Linked DNA regions of Mus musculus: region 2 is linked to region 1. The links are chromatin loops, found by intact Hi-C in ENCODE. Cell type or tissue: gastrocnemius. All regions are shown on one strand. Each heading gives the region's core, and the rest is flanking DNA. Links, peaks and the distances in the headings are about the cores only.

Region 1 (7,485 bases), core at 908-5,907:
AAGATTTTGTTTATGAGTGTTAAGGTTGCATGTATGTATGTGTAGCACATGTATGCCTACTGCCCAGAGGCCAGAAGAGGGTGTTGGGACCTCCATGGAGGTGGAGGAACTGAATCTGGTCCTCTGTAAGGACGAGTACTTTTTATCTCTGAGTTCTCTCTCCAGTCCCTTTATATGGTTTTTTAACCTCAAGCACTTCAGATTAGCAAGAGAGATAAATATAGGATGTGGAAAGTATTCTATCAGCAAATGGGGGAGCAGCTAATTCGGATTAGATTAAGGGAAGGAGCTTAGATACGGGTCAGCACCATGTAAGTGAGATGGCATGTCTTGACTTACTAACAGGAAGGCATTCTGGAGCAGTATAATTTGGTATGGTTGGACATACAACTGAGACTAAAGAAAAAGGTGCTACTTGCTGATTCTTACAGACACATGTAAGTTATTTATAGTTTCAGATTTGTTAGTGAAAGGCACTGTTCAGACAGAAGACTTCAGAAAACAATCTCTATGATAGCTTCACGACGTTCTTACCAGTAACAATCTGAAATCCTGTCTCTGTACCTTCACATTCTCTTAAGCACAATTCCCAGTTCCTCAGAAATGTCTGCATGGCTGCAAAGGTGTTCATTGCCATAAAACCAAACAAGAGTGTGAAATATATCCCAATTTTCTCTTTCCTGTCTTTCTTTTTGGCTTTTTTGAGACAGGCTTCTTTTTTTTTTTTTTTTAATGGTACCCAGTTTACTTTCAGAGAGCAAAGAGAGAGGGTGTTGGGATCTCCATGGAGGTTAGGTTAAAAGTTCTTTAATTGATTAACATTACTTCCAGACAAAGTTCATTAAAAATATTTTATTTAGAATATTCTCTCATTCAGAGAGTAACTATGATAAACATAAGTTATTTTAAAATATTGTAGCAATGGTTTTCTTGAAGGTAATCTGATTAGTACAGTTATAAATACAAAAGGGGGAGGAGTTACCAGAAATAGCACATGATTTTTAACAAAGCTTCAGGAAAATCTTGATTATTAAAATTAATTTAAAATCCTACAAGTAGGCTGAGTGTAGCGCATGCCTACAATCCCAGCATGTGGGGGAGGGGAGAGGTGTGAGGTTGGGAGATTTTGAGTCTGAGGCCAGCCTGGGCTACATAGCAAAAACCTGTCTAAAAACAAAAATTTTGTATAATTTTTGCATATAGTTTTAGCTCTTTCAGAGCCTTCTACCAATAAGGCACCTGCAATAGTAAAAAAAAAAAAATTTGCTACTGCAGCCTTGGGGAACATTCTCGGTGGCTGTTGTGTTGGTGCTCCTTTGACAAAGGTCTCTTCAAGACAGCTACATATTTAGGTACATCCTAAGTTCCAAGTGTAAACACTGCTATTGAGTTAGTGTACAGGAACAAACACATTCATCCTTAGTCATACGTTTCCCACAAATTAGAATTTCATAAAAAATATGAAGTATTAACACAGAGGTGATGGGAAAGACTTTATGAAAGCTGACAGTTCGCAAACTCAAAGTCTCCAGCTATGGCAAGCAGCATTTCCTCCCTTCATGAACAGCAGGTTCCTTAGAGCCCAACTAATGATAGTTTTGAAGATCAACACTGGCCATGACCTACACGGCTCAAGATGAAGGGTTCTTCCTGTCTCCTACTCCTAAATCCCTTTCCTTCAGCTTATCTGACATAGTCCTAAAAAGGAAAAAGTCATTAAGTAAAATGTTCTCTGCAGTGTATCCAACATCAGGAGCCTTTGACTCAGTCAGATTTCAACAGAGGTTCCAAGTCTGTCCCATGATCCTGGAGAATATCATGCAAATTTCTTCTTGGTGGCTGTGAACCTCTCCATGTACTAAAAACATGAAAGAAAATTATACATATGGCATTTGGTGTAGACAAATATAAGAATCCTTTTTTTTTCAATGATTTATTTTTATTTTACGTAGTTTGGTGTTTTGACTGCATCTATATCTGTGTGAGGGTGTTGGATCCCCTGCAACAGGAGTTATGGATAGTTGGGAGCTGCCATGTGGGGGCTAGGAATTGAATCCTGGTCCTCTGAAAGAACAGTCAGTGCTCTTAACTCCTGAGCCATTTCTCCAGCCCCCCCTCCCCCAGGGATACTTTTTGACTTACGTTTTTATGTTTTTTTTTTCTTTTTAATTTGACTTGATTAATTTCATACAAAACTAACTCCTTTTCAAGGCAGAATCTCACTATGTAGCCCTGGGCTGGCCTTGGACTCAGATCTGCCTGCCTCTGCCTCCCAAGTGCTAGGATTAAAACCCTGCTCCAAACCTGGCAAAATCTACTTAAATTCATTAATTTTTGCCTCTTTTTTTTGGCTAGGAAACATCAAAAGATGCAGTGCGATAATCAATATGTGGAGAAAGTCACTTGGCACAATACAGTCTGGCCAAGTCTTAGAGCTACCTCCAAAACAAACTTGTCAAATGCTAACTGTAGACATCACTTAAGTTTAATCTCATTAGTTTTTTCTCTGGAGCAGGCACTAAAAATGTAAAAGATGTTAATACACACCTTATCATAACCCTCTAGTTCTCGAAGTTTCTTTATTTCAAAGAGATTGCCTTCCACAGCAAGCAGGCAGATTTGGGAGTCACTGAGGATGCTCTGTGGAAGCATGCTGAGCTCAAGGCAGTTCTCTTCCAGCCGGAGGACCTTGAGGCGAGGACAGCAGGATATCTTCACAGAGAGCTGAGAGATCTGTCAACAACCAAACAGTAAGAGGACAGAGAGCATAATGGCCACGTTACTACACTGAAACAGCTCTTGACTGTGTCCTAGTTTTTCTTTTACCGCCTCCGTTTTCTCACTACCTACTCGCACAGAAGCCTGTAACATACCTTCTGTTACTCCTCCACTTCCAAATTATTTGAAGGTTACCAGTAGCTTTTCAGAAATAAAAACCAATAATAAAAGCACTGTGTATTTATTGTAGGAAATAATGTAAGTTTAAGGGAAAAGCTTACCAGCAAGCTGCCACTCAGAAACAACCACATGAACATCTTGATACCTACCACTCTGCTGAAGCCAAAGTCATGCTTCCCACACTGCAGCATCTGCCTGGACTACCCATTTCTTGAGGCTCCCTCTAGTGCATGACTTCTGAATTTTTCCTGAAAATTTTTTGGGGGTGTCATTTTTTGTTGTTTGCTTTCTTTTTGTTTTTTTGAGACAGAATTTCTCTGAAGCACTGGCCTTGAACTTGCTCTGTAAACCAAGTTTGCCTCTAACTTAAGAGATCTCCCTGCCTCTGCCTCCTGAGTGTTGGGATGAAAGGCATGCATCACCACCACCCTTTTTATTTCTTTATAATTATATTCAAGCAGAAATAAATTCCTAATGCTTCCTATTTAACATTTAGAACCTTCTAGAAAACAATCATTCTTAAAACCATTTCACTTGTGACTTCAAAATCTGTATCAACAGTCCTGTGTACTAATCTCGAATACAGCTGTGTATCTACAGTTTTCACTAAAACTAAATTCTGGTCACTAAATTCTGTTGACTACCTGCATCTCAAACCATCACCTAGGAACTTACAGAAAATGCAGATTCTGCAGATTCTTAGACTTCTCACGTACTGAATCAAACACTTAGGTGACCTTAAGGTCCCCAGGTTATCCAAGTAAGGTCTGAGAAACTGGTCTAGTAGTAGGGAATGTGGAATTATTCAACGAATACCAATGACAGTTCTTTCCTAGAAATCTCAGGAAAAAGACAAAACCAACCTCAAAGGCTGAATATTATGCTAACTACAATTTAGCACAGTAATAACATGAACATAGTAGCTAATATACATGCATAATGTACATATACATAAATGCTAAAAACTCAAGGCTACCGAATCTCAAATGTTTCATCACTGTGCCTCATATCTGAAGCAGAGCACCATCTCCATACTAATGTTAACCAAGGAGCTTCAAAACATTTCACATGTAAAGTCGTCCAATTATAACGTAGCTCCAGAACAGCTATCACATGGATTTCTCAACAATTTCTAACGTCTGACTCTCAGATCCTATGGGTACAGGTCTCATTCCTACACTATATCACCCCTGACACGGCTCCTCACTAAATAATGGGTGTGAAAAGAAAATATCTGTAAAACCTTCGATAGGTTTAATTTTGTGTGTGTGTGTGTGTAATTATCTCACCCTGTTACTCCTTCCTCAAAACACTTTCAACACAATTACACAGCCACTATCAACCCACTCCATGATTCTGGGCATTGGAGTAAGTTCACCTTATATATCTTTTAGCTTCTAATTTCCAACTCCATGATTATCGTTTAAGGAACAAGAAATCAGAAGACCATAAATGCAAACATACACTGGGGAGAGGGGCAAAACAACACAAAGTATGGACCTGGTTCTGGTTGAGATTGAGTTCGATGGCCTGCAGCTCCCCAACTGTGTCAGGTATACTCCGAATCTGGTTTTTAGAGAGATCTACTACATCTAGATGTCTCAGGCAACAAAGCTGGGGGGGTAATGCTCCCAGCTGATTCCCAGAGAGGCTCAGCGTCTTCAGGGCAGACAACTGCCCAAAGGTAGATGGTAGCTCTCTCAGGTGATTGTTGTTGAGACTTAGTGTCTCTAGTTTTTTCAGATTGCATAATTCATCAGGTAGAACAGCTGGTGAAGAAGAAATTAAAAAACAAATCCGATAGAATTAATGACATTTATAAAAAGACAGTATGGTAGCCTGCTTCATCTTGTTTTTGAGACAGGATCTCATTAAGTTGTCTAGGATAGCCTTGAAATTAAGATCTTTCTGCCTCAACCTCTGAGTAGCTGGGGCTACTGTAGGTCTAAGTCACCAGGTCTGGCTTCTTACATAGAATTCTCACAGGTCATGTTTAGGTTTCACAAACTGTTTGGGAGGTTAAGAAGCCATCAAAATGCAGAAAATTGTGTATGTGTGTAAGGGGTTCCTTTTGCTTAGCTGTATTCTAAAAACGATCTGAGGGAGTTTAAAAGATCCTCCCATTCCACCCTGCCCCGAAATTAGATAACTGTTTATATCGATTCCCAAAGGTCTTCCAGGTCCAAATTAACCTAGTAATAATCATTATACCACCCAAAGAGGCTTTTATATTTAATTACAAGAGATTAAAGCTTCAATACTCTAACATTCTGCATCCCCTAAAATGATTTCATAACAAAAATCATCTAACAGGAAAAACACCCTTCATAACTGCTGATTACTAGCAAAAGCTGCCCAGACACAAATTCCATACTCAGTTTGTTGTTGTTGAGGGAGAGGCTCTTTAGCAGAGTGAACTTTCCTATTATCAGAGGCGGTAGGCTGTCAATCTTGTTGTTGGATAAATCGATGGTCCTAAGATTGCTTGTCAGCTTCTGCAACTCTGAGGGGAACTGGAGAAAGGAGCTCACAGTTTGGAAAAATCCTGCACCAATAGTCTTCGCCACCCCGCCAACCCTAGCCCTTTTAGTTTCTTGGTCCGGTCCCCTCAGGTCTCACCTCGGTCAGACCACGGTCTTTAAGCTGAAAGACACCAGTTTTCTGCGCTGTTTCCACATGAGCACGGAGAGCACTGTTACCCATCCTAGCGCCACGGCTCAGTTCCCTGCAGGAAAAGAAGCATAGCTGTCACCGCCTAGTCTAGACATACAGTCGTCGCTAAATCTCCCGTTTGGGTCTCCTGTCCCAATTGTCACCTTCTGCCTATCCCTACTTCCCTGGGGCCAGCCCAAGAGTGGCAAGGAGAAAACAGGCGAGCAGGCAGCGCTACCACAAGGTCCTGATGCTTTGGCAGCAGAGCTAAGGGCCAGGGAGCCTCCGATAGCTGCTGCCGGAACAGGGAGCTTGAGACTCGCCTCCTACCGCTCAGTGCAAAGAAGACTCCGCCAGGGAACACCGGGGACCCGCGCTCGCCTGAGACGCGCTCCCAGGGCTTCCGCCCGGGCAGGAACGCCCTGTGACATCATCAAACCGCGCGCCTGTTCGCGGTGTTGCCCCTCACTCCTCGCGCCAGTTCCAGAGGTGTGCGGAAGCCATGGCGGCCGCCAACCCGTGGGACCCAGCGTCCTCGCAGACTGCAGCTGGGTTACTGCTAAACCACTTGGTAGCTTCGGGCATAGTCACTAAGGTACGTGGGGGCGGCGATGGCGTCATCAAGGTGGCGACAGAATTCTGCTGTGAGGTGGTGGTCCTGGTTATGCGGGCGTGAGTGAGCCAGCTGAGGACTGTGACCATACTCCCGTGGGTTCTTCGAGTGTGAGGGACTGAGTGGCTGGTGCACTGAGTGACTGAGCACTCTGTTTTGAGTGCCTGCGGGTTATCCCAGGACGGTTTGTGGGAGATGGAACAGCGCTCCACTTTTTTTTTCTTCCAGTGACACTACCTCTAGAACAAGTGTTCCTAAGGCTGCGACCCTTTAATACAGTTCTTCTGTAGGACCCCCGATATGGGGACTCCTACTCTAGTCCAGGGATAGGGTGCACCCACGAACACACAAGAATCCTTCTTGTTGCAATACACACGAGGCTTTATTGGCAGAGCTCTGGGCCGACACGTACCTCACACAGGAGGCAGGGGAGTCGACCCCGAGTCTCCAGAGCTAGGGGTTTTTGTAAAAGAAAAAGGGATAGGGATGCGAGGAATTTTAACAAAGGTATGGGATTGGGTCATTCAAACATTAACAGTAAGATTACATGTCAGCCAAAGGGCATCCGGACCTTGTTCCTGTGGGCTGGGGGCTTAACTTTGTTCTCATAGCAACCAGGTGATGTATGAAGCAATGCTGGGCCTCCAAGAAAAGGCCAAAATCTTTCACAGCGTAATGCCATCACAGTTCACCCTTATTATTTTAGCACTATTTATTTAGAGACCGAGTCTTGCTGTGTAGCCCTAGATGGTCTGTAACTCACTATCCCTGGCATTACAGGTGTGTACCGCCATGCCTGGCTGTTAACTCACTTTATAAGATGATATGGCAAAGAGGAGAGGGTAATGGGATCTAATTCTTCCAGCTTGCTGAGAGATACTGGAAGATTTTTTAGTCTTTTTAGGTGTTTCCTTTTTTTTAATGGAGAGGTGTCCTCACTCTATCCTAGGCTAGCCTTGAACACTGAGCCATCTTCCTGCTTCCAGCTCCTAAGACTCCCAAGTCTCTCGTGTCAACCATATGGAGGGCTGAATTTAGATCCCTAACGCCCAAGTAAAAGCAGTATGTGATGGTGCGTGTCCTAGAGCTAGGGGCCAGATACAGGTGGGGCTTGCTGGCTAGCTAGTCTAACCCAATCTATGTTACTATTGGGGTCTGGGCTAGAAAGATTTAGGTTCCTGGCCTCTTATCTAAAGAATTGAAAACAGCTTTATTCTGAGGGAAGGAATAACACAGAATATAGAGAGATATAGCATCAAGATTGAAAGCAGAACACTACAAAGGTCCCAGGTTATAGCCTGAGCTCTAAAGGAAGGAATTGT
Region 2 (7,485 bases), core at 1,202-6,201, 120 kb before region 1:
GGGGTCTTGGGATATACCCCACAAGTAAGGAGACCGCTACCTTTAGTCCAGTTTTCCTTGTTATATCATGACCTGTACCTCGGCGATCAGTAAGATTGATTTGTTATTGAAAACAAAGTCCACACGTTATTTCCTTAGGGTTCTTCCTCTGTCTTTTTATGTTCCAAGACTCCTCCCTTGTATTCACTTATGTGTCTTGTGTCCTTAGCCTCCCCTCTCAAGTTTTCCTGGTTTCCAATGAGCTGTGCACTTTCACAGAGCACTAATCAGGTATTTTGTAAAACACCTCTCATGGCATCTCTCTCGAATTTTCTTCCGAGTAGGCTGAACTTATGGATTTGTTTGGGTTTTTTTATATATAATTTTTTATTTATTTTAAAGTAGCTGAGTATTTAAGTATGTGTATACCACATGCAGTGCTCATGGTGGCCACTGGATGGCACTGGAGCCCTTATAACTGACCATTACAGACCAACTGAGCTACAGACCATTGGAAGGCAGGTGCTCAACAAAGGCTGAGCCATCTCTCCAGCCCTGGGCTTATGTGCTTTGAGGAGGCTGATCGCAGAGGTCAGGCACAGACTGTAAAATGCCTCCTCACTGCTCACATTGACTACTTTGATATGTTGCACTGCTTTGGGTGCAGAAAGTCTTATAATTCTGCATGAGAGGTCTGTGTACTCTGTGTGTCTCTGTGTAGCCCTTTATACCAATACTGACTTATGCCTATTCATTGCCAGGAGAGCTATGGTATGATATGGATGTGCCTTTCTATGTAGTAGGATGGAGACAACCTTGAGTGTGAGGGCAGAGCTCAGCTCACTTGGGAGAATTGTGTAGTTGTGAGGAAGGAGAAAGACAGTGAGACAGAAAGACAGAGGACATGTCTAATTAGGGTTTCTATTGCTGTGATGAAACACCATGACCAAGACAACTTGGGCAGCAAAGTGTTTATTTCAGGTCACACTTCCAGGTAAGGAACGGCCCATCACTGAGGGAACTCAGGGCAGAAACTCAAACAGAGCAGGAACCTGGAGGCAGGAGATGATGCAGAGGCCATGGAGGGGTGCTGCTTACTGGCTTGCTCTTCATGGCTTGCTCAGCCAGCTTTCTTATAGAACCCAGTATCATCAGCCCAGCGATGGCCCCACCCACGATGGTCTGGGCCCTCCCCCCTCAATCACTAATTTAGAAAATGCCCTACAATCACATCTTATGGAGGCATTTTTCTCAGTTGAGGCTCCCTCCTTTCAGATAACTTTACTGTGTCAAGCTGACATAAAACTAGCTAGCACAGAACACTTCACAGGAATAACAAGGTTTCTTGAAGCTGTGAAGAACAACATTAAAAATCAAAACACTGAATCTTTAATGAGTTTAAAAGTTTTTTAAAAAATTGCCGGGTGTGGTGGTGCACGCCTCCTTTAATCCCAGCACTCGGGAGGCAGAGGCAGGCGGATTTCTGAGTTCAAGGCCAGCCTGGTCTACAGAGTGAGTTCCAGGACAGCCAGGGCTACACAGAGAAACCCTGTCTCGAAAAACAAACAAACAAAACAAAAACAAAAAAATTTAAAACGAAGCAGACACTGAATGAAATCAAGAGTGCTGTCTGTTGGCTGCTGATGGGCGTGACTTAGCCCATGGGCTTGGAAACTGCAGCTGCCACCATTGCTGCTGTGGGTGTGTTTGCCCCTTCCAACTGGGGAGGGGGGAAGAGGTGAGGCTCTCGTGGGGTTTACAGTCTGCTTCCGCAACTGCCAAGGCCTGTGTCCGGATTTCTAAAAAGGGAAGATTGTTCTCCTCCTCCTCCTCCTCCTCCTCCTCCTCCTCCTCCTCCTCCTCCTGCTCCTCCTCCTCCTCCTCCTCCTGCTCCTCCTCCTCCTCCTCTTCCATCCTGTGCCCCAGTTTACAGAAAACAAAGCCATAAGTTCTGCAGCCTCTTGCCCGTCCCCCCTCTCAAAGAACATTCTACCCAGTACGTGGTATGGAAAGAAGAGGGGACAGCTTTGAGGCTCTTACCTCCTCTGACCCTCAGATGTTTATTGTTCATTTTGAGACAGAGTCTCCCAATGAAGCCCGGGCTGACCTTGAACTAGCCATGCTCCTGCCTCAGCTCCTCCAGTGCTGGGATTACAGCTGTGCACCAATACACCAACTTCTGAGCTTCAGCTTTCTGGTTTCAAAAGAAGAGCGCTGGCTCTCCTCTTGGATGGCTGTGGAGGCCGGGGAGGGGGACAGTGAGTGTAAATCTTTGGCCCCCAGTGCAGTAGGCCATCAGCTCAGCCAGGACTCCTACAATGGTGTTACAATGGTTGTTTCTGTTTTGATTTCACAGGAAATTTGTGAGAATCCCCGGTTTATCATTGGTGGAGCCAACAGGACTGACATCTGCCAAGGAGATCTAGGTAGGAAAAATCCTCTATGTCCTACCAGGTGACCCAGGGTTAGTTAACCTGAGAGATCTCTATTCAGGATGGGAAGGGATAAATTCTGGTTTCTCTTTTAGTGCATCTCCTAATATTTTAAAATAATTTTTATTTATTTATTTAGTGAGTGAGTGTGTCTGTCTGTCTGTCTGTCTGTGTGCACATACCATGGCCTATACCTGTGAAGGTCAAAGGACACCTTGTGGGGGCCAGGTTTTTCCTTCTTCCGTGTGGCATCTGGAGGTCAGTCTCAGGTCCTCAGATCAGGCATCTCCACACTAAAGGAAGTCTTTTGGCAGAGGCGGCGTCTGCCATGTAGAGGAGAGGACAAGGTTCTGTCACCTTGTCGTCTGGACTGTTCTGAGTCCCTTCCTCTCCTCCACCTTTTGTTCTGGAAGCATCCTCCCTAGGCAGACTGTAGGAGAGCTCTGTGAAGAGAAACTGGAGAGAACATTAAAGGACTATTTAAAACTTGACCCAAAAAAAGCAGGAACAACTGAAAAATACCTATCACTTTGTTCCAGAAAGGGAGGCTGAGAACACCTCAGGTACAGTGGCTTCTGGCATCTGAGGGACACTGCCTGGAGGGTGTGGACAAATTAATCCCTGAGCCCTCAAACCAATACACTGCTTCTGAGCTGAGTCAAGGCAGGGAGATAGGGGGTTTGGGTGGTTACAAGCCTCTCTTCCCACCAGCAGTGTGGCAGCTAGCCTGTGCCCCCAGTAGAGCTATGGAATTGTCAGGGTACCAGGCATGTCCCTTTGGCAGCCTTAGTGACCTGTGTAGAATGGTTCTGTGGCAGCTAGCTGCCCAACACCCCTGCCTTCTGACACACGTCTGCTTAGCTGATGGTTCTCTAATACTGTTTTCCGTGATGCCAGAAGGGGAAATGGGCTCACCCTACAAAGACAGAGGACAGCCATAATTACCACTGTTGTCTCTACTGAGACCATAGAAGGAAGTGACTTATTTATTTATTTATTTACAATGTAAAAAGCAAGAGGAATTTATTGTTCCAACATGTTGCGGTTGCCCTGCACATGGAGAGAGAGAATGACCAGGAAGTGTTTTATTAAAGGAGGAATCCATTGCCTAACTTAGGAAAGCCTGTCTTGAGAGAATGAGTTACCCGGTCCTCGTGCTGCTCGTGCCGTTGAGGAGCTCCTGTCCCTGACAGTCTCCTTGCTTGAGCTCACACCTACTTGAGGGCAGGCAGGAAGCAGGGCAGTGGGCATCCCGAGTCATTAGCTATGGGGAGCTTCTTACTGGGGCTGGCAGGGCTCTTCTGAGAGGGGAAGCCCCCATCTGACTACCTGGGTCTGTTTTTGCTTGCAGGGGACTGCTGGTTTCTTGCAGCCATCGCCTGCCTGACCCTGAATGAGCGGCTGCTTTTCCGAGTTATACCCCATGATCAAAGTTTCACTGAAAACTACGCAGGGATCTTCCACTTCCAGGTGAGGAAATGGGGGTGTGGTTGAGACAGCAGCCATACCTCAGTTAAAGATAACCTCAGAGAAGGCACCAAAATGTTCCGTGCTGTAGTAAGGAGGTGACCTTCTCTTGTCTGTAGTCTGTCTGGTGTCTGTGTCTCTCTCTGTGTGTGTGTGTGTGTGTGTGTGTGTGTGTGTGTGTGTGTGTGTGTGTGTGACCCATCTGTCCTTGTTGCCTGTGTATCTAATGAATGTATGTGTTTGCTGTCATGTCTGTGTTTTTTCTCATCTGTGCCTGTGTCATATGTCTGTTGCCTAGTTGTATGTGTGTGTGTGTGTCTGTCTGTCTGTCTGTCTGTCTGAATCTGTGCCTAACAGAGGGCTTTGGTTTGTATTCATTGAACAGTACAGAAATTCTTTGCAGAAATCTTGAACAGATTTTTACAAGGAAAGAAATCACTTTATTGACCTCAAATCACCCAGAGAATCAAAAGCACAAACCCACAGACATATTATCAACTTACATCCACGTGTGGCTTCCAAAATGGGGTAGTTGTTGCGTACCGTTGCTTCCAACCTCTTGGCTGTTTTCAGGAAATTATTACCACAGCGTGCATAATCTTAGGTCATGGTAATAGTAAAGTACATAACTTGAGATTAAAGCTGTGTGTTTAGCTTAGGTTATAAAGGCTGATTACTTGGGAAATCGAAAGCATAATGAGGTTGGCTGCTCTGTTCTCTGAAAGGCCCATTAAACTTCCCCAGGCTGAGTGCAGAGAGGCCAGCAGGCTAAGTACATAGCCCTAAATGATCTCAAGGCATATTATTAACTTGGCTGCAAGGTCCCGGAAACGTTCAGTCTCTTCTGAGTCAAGAGATATTTTCAGACAAGTATAGCACCACCCAGCCACAGTCTGGCCACCCTGGGTCTCCCGGCCTTGACTTCCCAGCTGGCTCAGGAAAGGTTCTACACACCTACCTGTGGGCAATGACCCACTTACAGCTACAAGCTTGCAAAGAAGCAGGTGTTTATCTGTGCCCTCCAACTTACATACTTTCCACTGTGCCCCAGAAAGGGGGAGAGAAAGTCATCCAGGCTGCTGGCTTGAGTGCCTATTCTTGTCCTCCAGCTGGCTGGCTGCTATGTTATTGCCTGAAGCCCCCCCCCCTCAAACAGGTTCTTAAGATGCTCAGCCTGAAAGTGTTGGATTTTTTTTTTCTGTGATCCCTGGCTCATGACCCTGTACCCTTGACAGAGGAGTCTATTTACCTTCCTACTGCTATCACTTACCTTTCTAGGTCTTACCAGAAAATTCTGGTCTTCTGGGCATTTAGTGGCTGGTTTGACCCAGCCCTGAAAGTATTGGTTCTAGAATTAATTTATCCATTAGAATTTTTCTGGGCACTGATCATCTTGATGCAGAGACAAATTCTGGGTTGGATCAGAACAGATCTGAGACCTGCATGTGGGGCTCTGGAACTTTCTGTGGTTCTGAGCAGCGTGCCTCTGGCCCTGAAACTTCCTAGTGTCGAGAATGACTCAAACTGATCAGCTGACATCCCACTCCTATGGTACCTCAGCATATCCAGTGCACTCCCCTTTTCCATTTTAGCCATCAATCAATAAATAAATCAGTTGGGTGTGGTGGCACAGACCTATAATGCCAGCACTCAGGAGGCAGAGACAGGAAGATCAAGATAAGTTCGAGGCTAGCCTGGGTACCTAGTAAAAACAAGTTGTTTATCTGTGACCCCTGACTTCTCATCCTTGACGATGTGCCATGGGAAGGGAGGGAGGAAGGCATACTGCCTGCTGACCTGTGTGCCTCAAACACAATAGAAAGGAAGGGAGGAGGGGAGGGGAGGAAAGAAGAAAATGGGATAAAGAGAAATACTTTAGTTAGCCCTACAGCTTTCCTTAATCATGAGTTCTCAATCCTGGGCGGGCACTGGAATCACTTGGGATACACGAATGTATTTAAACTAGGTCTGTCCCAGACCTATGGGCAAGGGAGAAAAGTCTCAAACCCTAAGATATTCAGAGGACCTACTATGTCTAGAACTGGGCTGGGCTTTTGACAGACACTAAGGGATATGCAGTTTCCTGTTTTGCAGAAGTTCATGGCCTAGTTAGAGATAGATTTACACACTCAAAAGCCAGACTAGAATGAACAAGCTTCAGGATGCAAAGCCCAGGAAATGGTAGGGTTTTGGCTCAGAGTCCTATAGGATGTGGGATCAGGTAAGGGAGTGCACAGGGGTGACTGGGCTTCTTTCTTCTTGCAGTTCTGGCGCTATGGAGACTGGGTAGATGTGGTCATTGACGACTGTCTGCCAACATACAACAATCAGCTGGTTTTCACCAAATCCAACCACCGCAATGAGTTCTGGAGTGCTCTCCTTGAGAAGGCTTATGCCAAGTAAGGCAACATTTAGGATGGGAAACATTTAGGACTACAGGGGTGGGGGATATGGATTTCAAGATTCAGCCAAAGTCTCCTTCACATGGGGCTAGGCATGTGAATGCATGCTCATGTGGATTGTGGGAGTCCAGTAAAGAGCCCGAGTCAGCTTGAGATCAGGACTGGGCAGTAGGAGCCCTATCTGAAAAACATAAAAGCAAAAAGATATAAAGATGTGTGCAGTAAGTCTTCAGCTTCCTACAGTCAGCTCTTTGATCCTGCCTTCATCATGGTGTTTCAAGTCTTCTTCATCAGCTCATTGCTTCTCTGGAGTTCAGCTCCTAGGATCTTACTTGCTTAAAACCATATACTTGTAGCACATTCATAAGACCAGGTTGTCTCTTACCTTAGCCCTCCACCTCCGCCACTAGATTTAGCAGATAGTGGAAGAGGGCTGTGGGAAATGGGGACCGTCATGACAATGCTTCTGGCCCTCTCTGGCCTAGAGTTAACTCAGCTTGTCATACTTCCTGGAACTCCTAGACTCCAGACTGCCTTTTGTCCTCTCTCCAAGGCTCCATGGCTCCTATGAAGCTCTGAAAGGTGGGAATACCACAGAAGCCATGGAGGACTTCACAGGAGGGGTGACAGAGTTTTTTGAGATCAAGGATGCTCCGAGTGACATGTACAAGATTATGAGGAAAGCTATCGAGAGAGGCTCCCTCATGGGCTGCTCCATTGACGTAAGTGTGATTCCAGGGAGGCCCTTCACTCAGCTAACAACAACACACAGCTTCCTCCTGAGATGGGGTGGATGCTGTAAAAGCAAGAGCCACATTGGTGAGATGGCTCGCTGGTAATGACACTTGTTACTAAACCTGAGGACCTAAGTTTGATCTGGAATCCACATGGTAGAAAGACAATGGACTCCCGAAACCTGTTGTCTGACTTCTGCATGCACTTCCTCCCCACACTAAATAAACAAAAATTTTTAAAAGAAACTACCAGTAGTTCCAGCAATTGAAAAGTTGAATCCAACCTGATTTGATTAGTGAGGTCCTGCTTCTAAAAACAAAGAACATGGATGATGGTTAACTTTAAAATTGACAGTTTTTCGGTGGGAATGTGTCCCTGAAGGTGGGGTGCTTTCCAAGAAAAAGAATGAGCCATGACACTCCAAACATTAGAATTCTGGTAGCAATAGACCAGAGGCCCCACTGATTGGC

What was found. A loop is a pair of places that touch in the nucleus more often than their neighbours do. Peaks named below come from ENCODE experiments on the same cell type or tissue, not always from the same donor. Only the 100,000 strongest peaks of a DNase experiment are listed, where the experiment ranks them.
Region 2: it touches region 1 in a loop (2.9-fold over the local background); 13 of 42 quality-filtered maps call a loop at or near these places.

What each region holds. Positions count from the first base shown.
Region 1 is chr2:120,603,401-120,610,885 of GRCm38, forward strand. It overlaps Lrrc57 (leucine rich repeat containing 57), which reads right to left and starts at 5,958. Exons shown (of 6, transcript NM_001159612.1): 1 at 5,715-5,958; 2 at 5,518-5,623; 3 at 5,273-5,411; 4 at 4,399-4,667; 5 at 2,548-2,733; 6 at 838-1,858. The coding sequence starts at 5,601. The coding sequence ends at 1,817. It overlaps Haus2 (HAUS augmin-like complex, subunit 2), which reads left to right and starts at 5,982. Exons shown (of 6, transcript NM_025475.3): 1 at 5,982-6,145. The coding sequence starts at 6,053. In gastrocnemius, for the core only: CTCF peaks have their summits at 3,135 and 5,888; no DNase peak of the experiment used is centred there; H3K4me3 peaks cover 1,050 bases; H3K27ac peaks cover 844 bases.
Region 2 is chr2:120,478,348-120,485,832 of GRCm38, forward strand. It overlaps Capn3 (calpain 3), which reads left to right. Exons shown (of 24, transcript NM_007601.3): 2 at 2,336-2,405; 3 at 3,763-3,881; 4 at 6,144-6,277; 5 at 6,834-7,002. Among named protein-coding and RNA genes, the nearest start is that of 4931402G19Rik, 13 kb to the left of the region's middle. In gastrocnemius, for the core only: no CTCF peak of the experiment used is centred there; no DNase peak of the experiment used is centred there; H3K4me3 peaks cover 1,215 bases; H3K27ac peaks cover 3,867 bases.